Regions from separate parts of the Homo sapiens genome. Here region 1 is linked to region 2. Evidence: read pairs that join two places in POLR2A ChIA-PET (ENCODE). Cell type or tissue: Panc1. All regions are shown on one strand. Each heading gives the region's core, and the rest is flanking DNA. Links, peaks and the distances in the headings are about the cores only.

What was found. Peaks named below come from ENCODE experiments on the same cell type or tissue, not always from the same donor. Only the 100,000 strongest peaks of a DNase experiment are listed, where the experiment ranks them.
Region 1: POLR2A ChIA-PET joins it to region 2 with 5 read pairs; 1 of 35 experiments calls an interaction of 5 or more read pairs at or near these places.

What each region holds. Positions count from the first base shown.
Region 1 is chr10:4,166,142-4,171,691 of GRCh38, forward strand. The region is part of intron 3 of LOC105376368 (a long non-coding RNA gene); the gene reads left to right. Among named protein-coding and RNA genes, the nearest start is that of LINC00702, 75 kb to the right of the region's middle. In Panc1, for the core only: no CTCF peak of the experiment used is centred there; no DNase peak of the experiment used is centred there; H3K27ac peaks cover 2,197 bases.
Region 2 is chr10:4,524,524-4,530,073 of GRCh38, forward strand. No RefSeq gene overlaps it. Among named protein-coding and RNA genes, the nearest start is that of LINC00705, 130 kb to the right of the region's middle. In Panc1, for the core only: no CTCF peak of the experiment used is centred there; no DNase peak of the experiment used is centred there; H3K27ac peaks cover 515 bases.

The sequences.
Region 1 (5,550 bases), core at 134-5,133, 360 kb before region 2:
TGCATCAGTGAAGAATACATACAGCACATGAGAAAAAAGGTAAATGAATGCTCAAGTGAAAAAGGATGTATTGGCCGGGCATGGTGGCTCACGCCTGTAATCCCAGCACTCTGGGAGGCCAAGGCGGGCGGATCACGAGGTCAGGAGATTGAGACCATCCTGGCTAACACAGTGAAACCCCGTCTCTACTAAAAATACAAAAAAATTAGCTGGGTGTGGTGGCAGGCGCCTGTGGTCCCAGCTATTGGGGAGGCTGAGGCAGGAGAATGGCGTGAACTCCGGAGGCGGAGCTTGCAGTGAGTGGAGATTGCGCCACTGCACTCCAGCCTGGACGACAGAGCGAGGCTCCGTCTCAAAAAAAAAAAAGGGGGGTGTATTTTGAAATATTTATACTTCTGAAAGGAAGAGTGTTCTAATTCAGGAGACTTGACTATGAGTTTAGAATCAGATCAACGCAGCCCACTCTGGGAGGTGCCACCCAGAGAAATCACTCCCATTATTACACTTGCCTCCAAGGACAGCCAGACCAATGGGCTATGTCCCCACCCCAAGTTCTCATTATTTTCCCTGCCAATGAACAACCTATTTAACAGCAAATACACTATGAGGATTTTTTGGGTTGGTGTCCATTGACTTAGCCCTGACAACACACTGACACCAAGCTTCATGACACAACCCTTTTATTCCCAGGAATTGTAAGTGGTTCCATCTGCAAATTCTTCAGAAGAGTTCTTGTGTATTGATATTACCTCCTGTGGTCTTGTGTCACCTCTATTGTGTGAAGTGCTGATGGCGGCTTGTCAAGTGACTATACTTCTTCACCTCTTCTTCTATTCAGTGTGAAGGCTATTCTTGTCTTACAATTTTTAATTGTTTAAAAGAAGGTTTGATATATAAAAACAAGAAAAGGAGCAGCTTTGAGAGTTAAAAAAGCCGAGGCTGAAATGATGCATTACAAAGTATATAGATTCTGTACTCCAGATAAGATGGGGTTTAGAGGGAGTGGTAGAAACATTTGCTCCTTAATGGCAAAGGTAATAAACTCCTGCTCTCACTGCAAGAATTGACCATGAGATGGGGTCAGGAATCTTCAGGGGAGCAGACAGTGGTGTGGCCCTTGTCTAGGTCTCCATTTATACCTGAAGATGGAGCGGAATACGCACTCCAGATGCCTGGAACACCATTGCATGGGAGTGTGGGTCACGGATCCGAGGGATACACACTCTAGATGACTGGAAGTCAATAGCCTGGGAAGCGCAGGTCACACCCCGAGGGAAAGGGCTTCAGGATGAACATCTGCAGAAGGCGTGGACAAGGATGGGAGGCAACAGGGTCACTGGGCTTTCCAGGACTCAGAGAATCAAAAGGCTTCCAGGTCATTTCTGGTAGAGCTGTTGGTGGTTACAGGAAGCAATTTGGATCCCAGACTCCTGGAGATGAACAGCTTTACGGTGAGCTCAGCTCTGAGTGTGGAAGCACTGCCATCCCAGGGGCTTCTGTCGCAGAAGAAACGGAAATCTGGCAAAAGGATGGCCAGGCTGGCCAGAAACCACTGGTCTAGATAGAAAAGGAATATGCTACTGTTGCCAGCCAAGGCTTTGTTTGTTTTGGGGAAAAAATATTGCTCTGAGTGAAATATCTATTTCTGGCATCTATTAACAATTGGTTATGGTTCCTTGTTTTAATTATATCATTACATTTTTAAAATGAAGGATTTAATTTGCTTTTGCTCCTATTTGTTGCTGATGTCGCTCAGTTCTCCAAATGGCTGCTGTCTTCCTCTAGTACTTAGTCTGCCATCTAGAAGCAAATTAAAGACACCCAAGAAACTTCAGTTATTGTATTGGTAACTATAAAATAATGATTAACAAACAGAAGGACAGGAAGCGGGAGAAGGCAGTCAAGTAGGAAGTAGAAAATCTAACACTGAGAGAGCACCCCCCAACATAGGGACTGTGTGGAGGTTTTACCCAAATGATGCTTCATTTAATTTTCACCAAAAGAAAGTGAGGTCCTTCCCCATCTGAGGGACAGGCCTCTGACACCCATCTCCGTAGCAGTCATCCCACAGGTTGGCCATGGCTGAGTAGGTCAGGGACAGACACCTTCTCGAAGCTGGGCTATCGTCCTCTCACTCTTTGATTTGGAATTCAGTCTTTATCATTGAAGGGTTAGAACTGTAATAGACAAACAATTGGGAATTAAGAGGCTGCCAGATCCTGTTATATGGAGTAACAAAATAGGACATTAGATGGATAGATGGAGAGAGACAGAAAGAGAGATGGATAGATGGATGGATTGAGAGATGATAGATAACAGATAGAGGACAGGAAAGAGGAGAGAAAGAAAGAAAGGGCACGAGAAAAAGAAAAAGAGAGAGAGCCACGTACAGAGAGAAATGTGCATGGGAAGCAGAGCCCCGGTTCCAGTTTCTTCCTGTAGTTCCCCTGCATTCCTATTCCTTGGTTCCATGAGACACCCCAAGTCCTTACAACAAACTCTCATTCTAAGCTAAAAGTTTGTTTCTGTTGCCTGCACACAAAGACTCCTAACTAATAAAACAGTGAACAAAATGACTGATATCTGTAATAGGGTAACCTGATAACACTTTTAAGATTGATTAGATTGAGACCAAACAGAAGGGAAAACACCTAGGCACCGTGAAGACCTATACAGTCATTAACATTCTCCTGACTTAGAACCTGTGATAATTAGGGAGTGACCTGCAGCAGTTTCCTTCACTCTGTGAGCCATGCATGCAAATGAGGGGTGCAGGAGAGGAATGCAGACCTGGGGCCCACCCGCATTCAAGTGCAATTGATGGGGCCATTGCAGGTCACCCTGATCTGCCCAGTGCCCCTAGCTGCTGCTGGTAGACTTGTAGGATCCTATAATTTAGGCTTCTCATTAATTCAGATGAACCGTGACTTTGGTGTGCCCTTCTCCATTCCAGTTATGTGGAAGAAATTTCATCTCTTGGTCTTTTATGCATTTTAAGATTTGATAGCAACGCTAGTGGCTCATGCCTGTAATCCAGCACTTTGGGAGGCCGAGGTGGGCAGATCACAAGGTCAGGAGATCGAGACCATCCTGGCCAACATGGTGAAACACTGTCTCTACTAAAAATACAAAAAAAAAAAAAATTAGCTGGCGTGGTGGCACGTACCTGTAATCTCAGCTACTCAGGAGGCTGAGGCAGGAGAATCGCTTGAACCAGGGAGTCGGAGATTGCAGTGAGCTGAGATCGCACCACTGCATTGCAGCCTGGTGACAGAGTGAGACTCCATCTCAAAAAAAAAAAAAAAAAAAAAAGACTTGATAGCAACCCTTTAGAGGTTGACATGAGAAATAAATGAATTAGTATTTAAAAGACCATAGAATGCATGGTCCATAGTAAGCAAGTAAAAGTCTATTCACTGCCTATACAACAGCCACGTTTCTCTCCATTTCCCAGCCCACTGAGCCTTAGGTGAGGACATGTGACAATTTCTGGCCAATGTGCTGTGAATGCAAGTGACATGTGCTACTTGTGGGCTGAACCCAAGGGGAATTTTAAGATGAGTCTGGGTTTACTCTGCACATTTGACCCCTGTTTGACCAGTGTCTTCAAGGCCTTCTGCTCTGGAGGGTGGAACAAAACACTTGAGGGATGGAGCTGGGCCCTCCTCTGCATGTTGCAAAGGTAGAATGTGTGAAAAAAAGTCTTGATTCTGTTGAGCCTCTAGGGTTTAAGGATCATGTGATAGCACGGAATCATCTCTCGTATCAAGAAATAAACATACTATCTCGTGAGCTTGCAGTCTATCTACAAGACTGAGACAGGGCAAACATTTTCTTAAGAAACAAAAAGGTAAAATAACATCTACAAACCTTGCAGCTTTCTACAAATTCTCCTCCCTTGGAATTCTTTGCCTTCCTCCTTTCTCTATGTCCTTACACAACACGAAGGAGTGAACTGTCCTGTAACACACATTCATGATGAAGGCATGGGCTCCTAGAGATCGGGGTTTCTCCCTGCCTTGGTCCATCCTGTTTGACCTGGGACAGTCTATGCAAATTATCTGCACTTCCAGATTCTCACCTGGGCATAGAGAGGAAGAAAGCTGCTGTCTCAGTGTTGGAAAATTAAGCAGAGGAGCACAGGGGCACCATGGTGCCTGAAATGTGCCATTGGTGTTAGCTATAATGAGATGATGAGTAAGCAGATCCGCTAACCCAAAATTGGCAAGCATGAGCCCCAGGCAATGGTGCAGGTGTGGAGTCAAATTTGCCCCCTAGGACATTCCTGTTACTGTTACTCAGGGACATTCGTGGATGGACAGAGTCTCAACAGGGGCTTTAGTTGTAGAACTTTTTGTGTTTGCCAGTGTGTATGCTTTTGACTCTTATTAGGGAAAGCTGGTGAAAGCAAGAGACTGTTTAATTATCTACTTTGTAATTCACTGTGGTACTAGCAGTGTCTTGCCTAAGGAAGGCTTTACATTTTCTTTAGGCAGCAAATGCAGAATTAGTTCGTAAGCAAAAGGTATTTTTTAAAAAATTCAATACAGGGTTTGTGATTTTCCTTCATGACTTGATATAATCCACCTGCTTGTCCCTTAAGAAGGGCAAGGTGAGAGAGCCAGCAGGTCTAACTGGCTTTGCCTGCCTCTCAATGAATATTATTTCTGGCTGTGCACAGAGAGGAATTTCAAGGTTTATGGGTGTGCTGAGAAAAATGGCAGAAATTTGCCTGCTGGGAAGCAAGAACTCAACAAGGCCCTAGATGTCCTAGGGCAGGCAGTGCAGCTGAAGTCCGGGGGCGAGGAAAGGCTTGAGTCTTGCTGATAAACCAGCTCCTCGTGTTTTAGTGGGCGAGGTCTGCTCATTTGTAAGAAGAGAGTGGCTGGACTTGTTGCTAAAATAAAGGCTATCACTATCCAAAAAAACCTTCTTTTTTTCGCTCCTGAAACTAGAAGAGTGATGGGGCATGACATTTTTTCAGCTGGTCAAAGGGTTATGTGGGTGAGTTACAGTCAAAGTGTATGCAAAACAGGTGTCAACATGAAGTGAGCTAGAAGTTCAGGCCCTTACTTCCAATTAGTTTATAATTGCAGAACAATTTAAAGCAGTGTATTCCTTAACTTCCAAAAGCCACTGAAATCAGTGGTGAAAATGTGTGTCCATCACTGAGTTGGTAGCAGAGAAACTGAGGAAAAGTAAAACCAGGGTGGAAGCTGTCCTTCTCCTCTTCGGTGCCCAGAATCAGAACTCTCCATTATCTGAAATTGGCTTCATTTGTTGAGGAAGCCACTACTCCATTTCTAGATAATCCTAGAGGTCTTTTATTTTTATTTATTTCAGTTATTAATTATGATTATTATTGATGAAAGATTATGCTTCTCTTTTCAATTTTGCACTCTAGATTTCTATACCTTTTTTCTTTTTTAAATCTTTTTTCTCTTCTTGGACCTCTTTTTCTTCTGTATAGCTGTTCTTTCTGGTGTATTTCTTCAACATAAGTTCCAAACATTCTCTTATCTGTTTTATATCATGTTTTTAATTCCTAAG
Region 2 (5,550 bases), core at 363-5,362:
AGGATAGAAAGAAATTTGTTTCATGCAAATGCTTAACAGAAAGCATTCTCTGCCGAGGAGTTCTCAGTAATCAGGTGGAAAAGGTAACACAGAATGTGCCTGTCAATCAAAGCTACCCACAATTACATAATGGTTCATGAACAAAGTGATCATGGCAGCAGGATTAGACGCTTTGTGTAGGGTCAACAAAATAGAATACTACCACCAAGGTTGTTGGGTTATTGCCCCTGCTGAAGGCTCAGTTTTTAAAGGAGAGACGGTTACTAATTATCCTTTATGGCACTATTCCATGAAGAACTAGCCATCTACCTGGTGGCAAGTTGATTACAGCAAACTCTTTTAATTATGAAAAGAGAAGTCCTTGGTTTTACACATGTTAATAGAGATTTTCCTTTATTTTCTGCAACATTTCTACCAGAATTACTATTCATCGACTTTCGAAAAGTCTTGTTAATTACTACTAACACATACCTCATTATATAGCAATAGAAAGTGCAATAGGGAACTCACACCCATGAAATTTATTGGTATTGCCAGGTATCTTGTCACTGTGGAACAGCTGGCTTGATGGAATAATACAATGACCTACTGAAGGCTGCATTGTAATCCCAGCTAGGAGACAACATTTGTTGCTTTTGGGTTGTTGTCTTAAAGAATACTGTTTGAACCTCTAATCCACAAGCAATATATTGTGCTAGTGACGTCACAATAAGAACTGAGAAACACAGGACAGAGGTAGGGTCAGCCCCTCTCATTTTCACATTAATAGACCACAGAGAAATGTTTTCCTTCCTATTCCCAGAAGCTTGAGCTAATAGAGTTTGAAGGTCATAGTGACCTAGAGCACAAGGCTTTCCCTAGAGAATATCTCCATTGTTTCATCAAATTGTGTATAGGGCAGCCCACATGGGCCATCTGGGCTCCTCATACTGTTGAAGAAACAAACAGTAAATGTAGATGTACATAATGTTTTTTGTGGGTGTATAATATAGATATATGTAAATGTAAAAACAAATGCAAATTGTATATTTTGCATATATATGGTATAAGTATGCCTTGGAAGAAAAAAAAAAGAAATGTGTCCATATGAAGCCATTTGATTAAATAAGTTTTAAGAACAAAAGCCATGAAATTTGACCACAAATAACCTGTATCCCAGTGGGTTCTACAGTTTGATCTGGCTCTGAACAACTTACTTAATCACTTTTTAACTTGGTCTCCTAGACTCAAAATGAAACAACAAGCATAGATATCTCATACACACATTAAAAAGACTAAAGGGCATAATTTATATAAAATCATAATTCATGTGAAGTGCTCAGCACCTCTTTCAAGGAAATACTCAATAAAAATGATTTATTATGCTCATATATTTATAGAGATATATTTATGCACATGTATGCATATACATATCAAACATAGATAATAGATTAAACAGAGTGACCATTTATCATATGTTTTTTGAATATTTTATTTCTAGGAAAATCACAGTGAAATTGTAAACTGTCTGTAATGCTTTTTGATGTAAAATTTACAGTTTAAAAAATGACAGTCATGAAAGCAACAAATTGTTTTGTACATATGTAATTTATTGTTTGAACAATGTCATGAGAAACAGCCAAATACATTGATGTTTAAGGGATTAAAATTTTAAACCTTTAATATATGCTTAACTATTTTATATTCCTTGTATTATCCCCAGAATGATGTTTTATTCTGCTCTCTGGATTCTTGCGAAGTATTAGTAATGATGTTAAAATTATCATTCCTAAATGGTTCCCTAGGTTATACATTTTGTCAGCCCTCAGCTTTCAACCACATTTTCTCATAGGCTTACAATTTATAGTACAGAATTTGCTAGGAATGCGTCTGGGACCATTTTTCTTAGTACTTAGATGACTTGTTTTAAAATTTAGGTTGAAATTGGTACAGATTGTGTTTTAGTAAATCACTCGCCTTAAATGTCATTACTAGGATGACAACTCTCTCAGCCCAGCCTCTAACTCACAGACTGCCTTGATATGGGGATTATAGGGCTATAATTAATCCTCAGGCAAATTGAAATACCCATGATCATTTCGTGGGATGTTTTTTAGCTGTATAATTCCTCCCACACTGGTGCTCAATCTGTGCGTTTTCCAAATATGCTTGCCAGAGAAGAGACACTGCTGAAAACAAGCTCAAAATAGACAAGGGAAAGGGAAAGCAAGAGAATTTAAAAGTTTAATGAGATCCAAAATAAGTTAATGGGGTTAGGGAATTTTTTGCCAGTTTTTAGCCAATTGCAATTAATCAACTTGGCTATTAATAAGACTGAAAAGAAAAAAATTTATTTGGCTCCTTTAGGGCACATAAACACAGAATGAATTTTTCCAGGAGTTAAAGACCATTAAAACTGAAAGAAAACTTAGATATTAAATGGTATAAAATCTTTACTGGGTAGGTGTAAATACTAAAAATTAAATATATGAAGAGATTTTTAAAAATTCTTTTCAAGTTATTAGTAAAATAAAGAATAAACTCTGGTTGTTTTCTTTCCAGTGGGCCACACAATATATTACATGCCAGATATATATTCTGCCCTGGTTTTGCCATAGCTTAACATTTGTAATGCTGATTTCAAGATACAGGATTAAATTAACTTCAAAAAGTGGTAGTGGGGATGAAAAGCCTTACTTGTGGTATAATGTCTACTAATAAATGTAAAAGGAATGATGGAGGCAGTAAAATCACCATTTAGCAAGCACAATAGTAATAATTGATTTAGGCCAAAGTCATCAGCAAATGTTAAAGCCATTTGGTACAAAGTCTGATGGGAACAGGATATTTCAACAGCCTCAAAGTATTTCTCCAAAGATTGTTAATTCATGATGCAGAAAAACGGTGAGTTTACAGTGTAGAAATCTGACAGATACCATCTGTCCTAATCCATTTTGTGCTGCTATAAGAGAAGACCATAATCTGAGTAATTTACAAAGAAGTTTGTTTGGTTCATGGTCCTGGAGGCTGAGGAGTCTAAGAGCATGACACTGGCATCTGGCTAGGGTGTTCCTATGGCAGAAGGGGGAAGGGCAAGGGACTACACGACACAGAGAGTAAAGGGAGGGTGAACTTATAACTTCACCAGAAGCCCACGCCCACAATAGCAGTATTAATCCGTTCATGATGGTAGAGCTCTCATGACCTAATCACCTCTTAAAGGTCCCACCTATTCCACAGCTGCATCGGGGACTAAGGTTTCAACTCATGAGCTTTGGGAATACATCCAAACCGTCAAGCCATAGCACGACAATAGTCCAGTGATTAAAATTAACATTCCAAGAGTGGGACAAATATTTGTCTCCTGATGTGGTGGGCTGAGAGTGCATAACTCACATGGTATTTCTGCCAACAATAAAGCAACAAAAACCTCAATCTAGTCATAAGGAAGCAATCAGAAATCCACAAATGAAGGGACAGTTTGAAACTACAATTGATGTGTACTGCTGAAAAAACATACATGTCATAAAAGACAAAGATTGAGGAGGTATTCCAGAAAATGGTTAAGGAGGCATAGTAGGTTAAAAAAAATAGTGATGTTAGATTGCATCTTCAGTTGAATCCTTAATAGGATATTTAGTGAAATATGAATATGGAGTTTATAATATGTAATACTATTAGATCATGATAAATTGTCTTTTTAATTTTTACAACAAGGCTGAAAATTAATTGATTAACTATACGAAAAGAAGAAAAAGGAATGTCTCTTGATAACTGAAAATTGGACTTTGTACTGTGAGCACTACTTATGTAGAAAATAGTATCACAACACTCTTAGGATTAATGAGCCCAAGTCCATTAGTTCAATATTTTGAACAAAGAAACTTAAGAAAACTAATTTAGGGAAGATCTATTTTATATATGAATGTTATATAAAATAGAATGACACAATACTGAAGAGAACTTGCATTTATGATATATTTTCTGAATCTGATACTTATATTGTAGATAGTTTTGACGATGGCCTTGTTATTAGGAGACTGATGATGAAGTCTACACAGTTGAAGGAATTTGATGTCTGCCACTTACTTTCTAATGAGTTGGCAATGATAAAACAATGAGAATGATACTACAAAAAAGGAGATTAAGGAGGAGGAAGGGGAAGAAAAGAAAATTAAAAACAACATTCAGAGAGAAAGAGAAATAAACAATTAATACATCTCAATGAAGGATACACAGTGGTTCATTGTACCACTTTTGTAACTAGTCTGTACTTTTGAAATTTCTTTAATAAGAAGTATACAATTTATTTTCATCATTTTAATGAGTATTCAACTAAAAATGTCTACTGACATTACTATACATAAATATTATACAGATGGCTTCTGTTCCCTACCTACCACACCGCACTTGCCACTCACTCTCTGGAAAAAGCTAGTGCTAGAAATAGAAAAGGAGATGCTGCCATTATAAAATCCTCACTGTGCTGGGAGTTGGAATGTGACGTACTTGTTATAAATCCTATAAAGTTGGAATGATCATATTGTTGGCCAATTTAACCTAAATCTCATTAACTATCTAAGTCACTTGAGATAGAGCCAAATCTGTTTATAATGATTAAATTTTTTAAATGCCAGAAAAATCAAAAGAAAGAAAACAAAGGGAATGGGTAAAAGAAACCAAAGAGGAAATAATAAAGTTCAAGTGTGTTTCTAGTGGCATCGAACTGCTTTCAATCTTGCCAATACGTTGTTCAAATTAGCCATAAGCTTCCCAGGGCTAACTACCTTTTTCAATTCATATGAAAAATACCCATCCTGTTTTTTATTCCTTCAGAGACAGCAATATTTGTTTCATGTTTTTCTCTTCTATTTATTTTTTATTTTTAGAGAGAATCTCAGAGTGCATGCAGTGGCATGAACACAGCTCACTGCAGCCTCCAGCCCCTGGGCTTCAATAATCCTCCCACCACAGGCTCTGGAGTAGCTGAGACTGTGGTTGCATGATGCCACAACTGGCTAATTTTTTTTTTTTTTTTTTTTTTAAGATATGGTCTTTCTCTGTGTTTTCCAGCCTCATCTTAAACTCCTGGCTTTAAGCCATCCTCCTGCCTCAGCCTCCCAAAGAACTGGGATTACAGGCTACAGGCATGAGCCACCATGGCCAGGCAGACAGAGCAGTCTTGATTTTAAAGAAGCAAAATAATTTATTTATTTATTCAGCCAATTTTATTGAGCATCCACTCTGCACCTGGTACGATGCTACATGTCAAACGTGTGTGTGAGCACTGCTTTAATCAGAAGCCCAGCACACTGGCAGACATGAAGTTTGAATAAGCAAGAATTAGACAAGATTATAAATTAGGGGTGGAGTCAATCAGATTGGGTAGAGAACATGGGATACAATCCTACAGAAGGAAAGAGTTTTATGTGCTCAAGAAAACGTTAGGCCTCCATATTTGGAAGACACGGAGGTGGGGGTAACAGAATCAAGTGATTCTGGATAAGTAGGTTCCACCCCCGAAGACTCCAGCCACGCTACCAGAGCATTATTAACTACATTAAACATAGG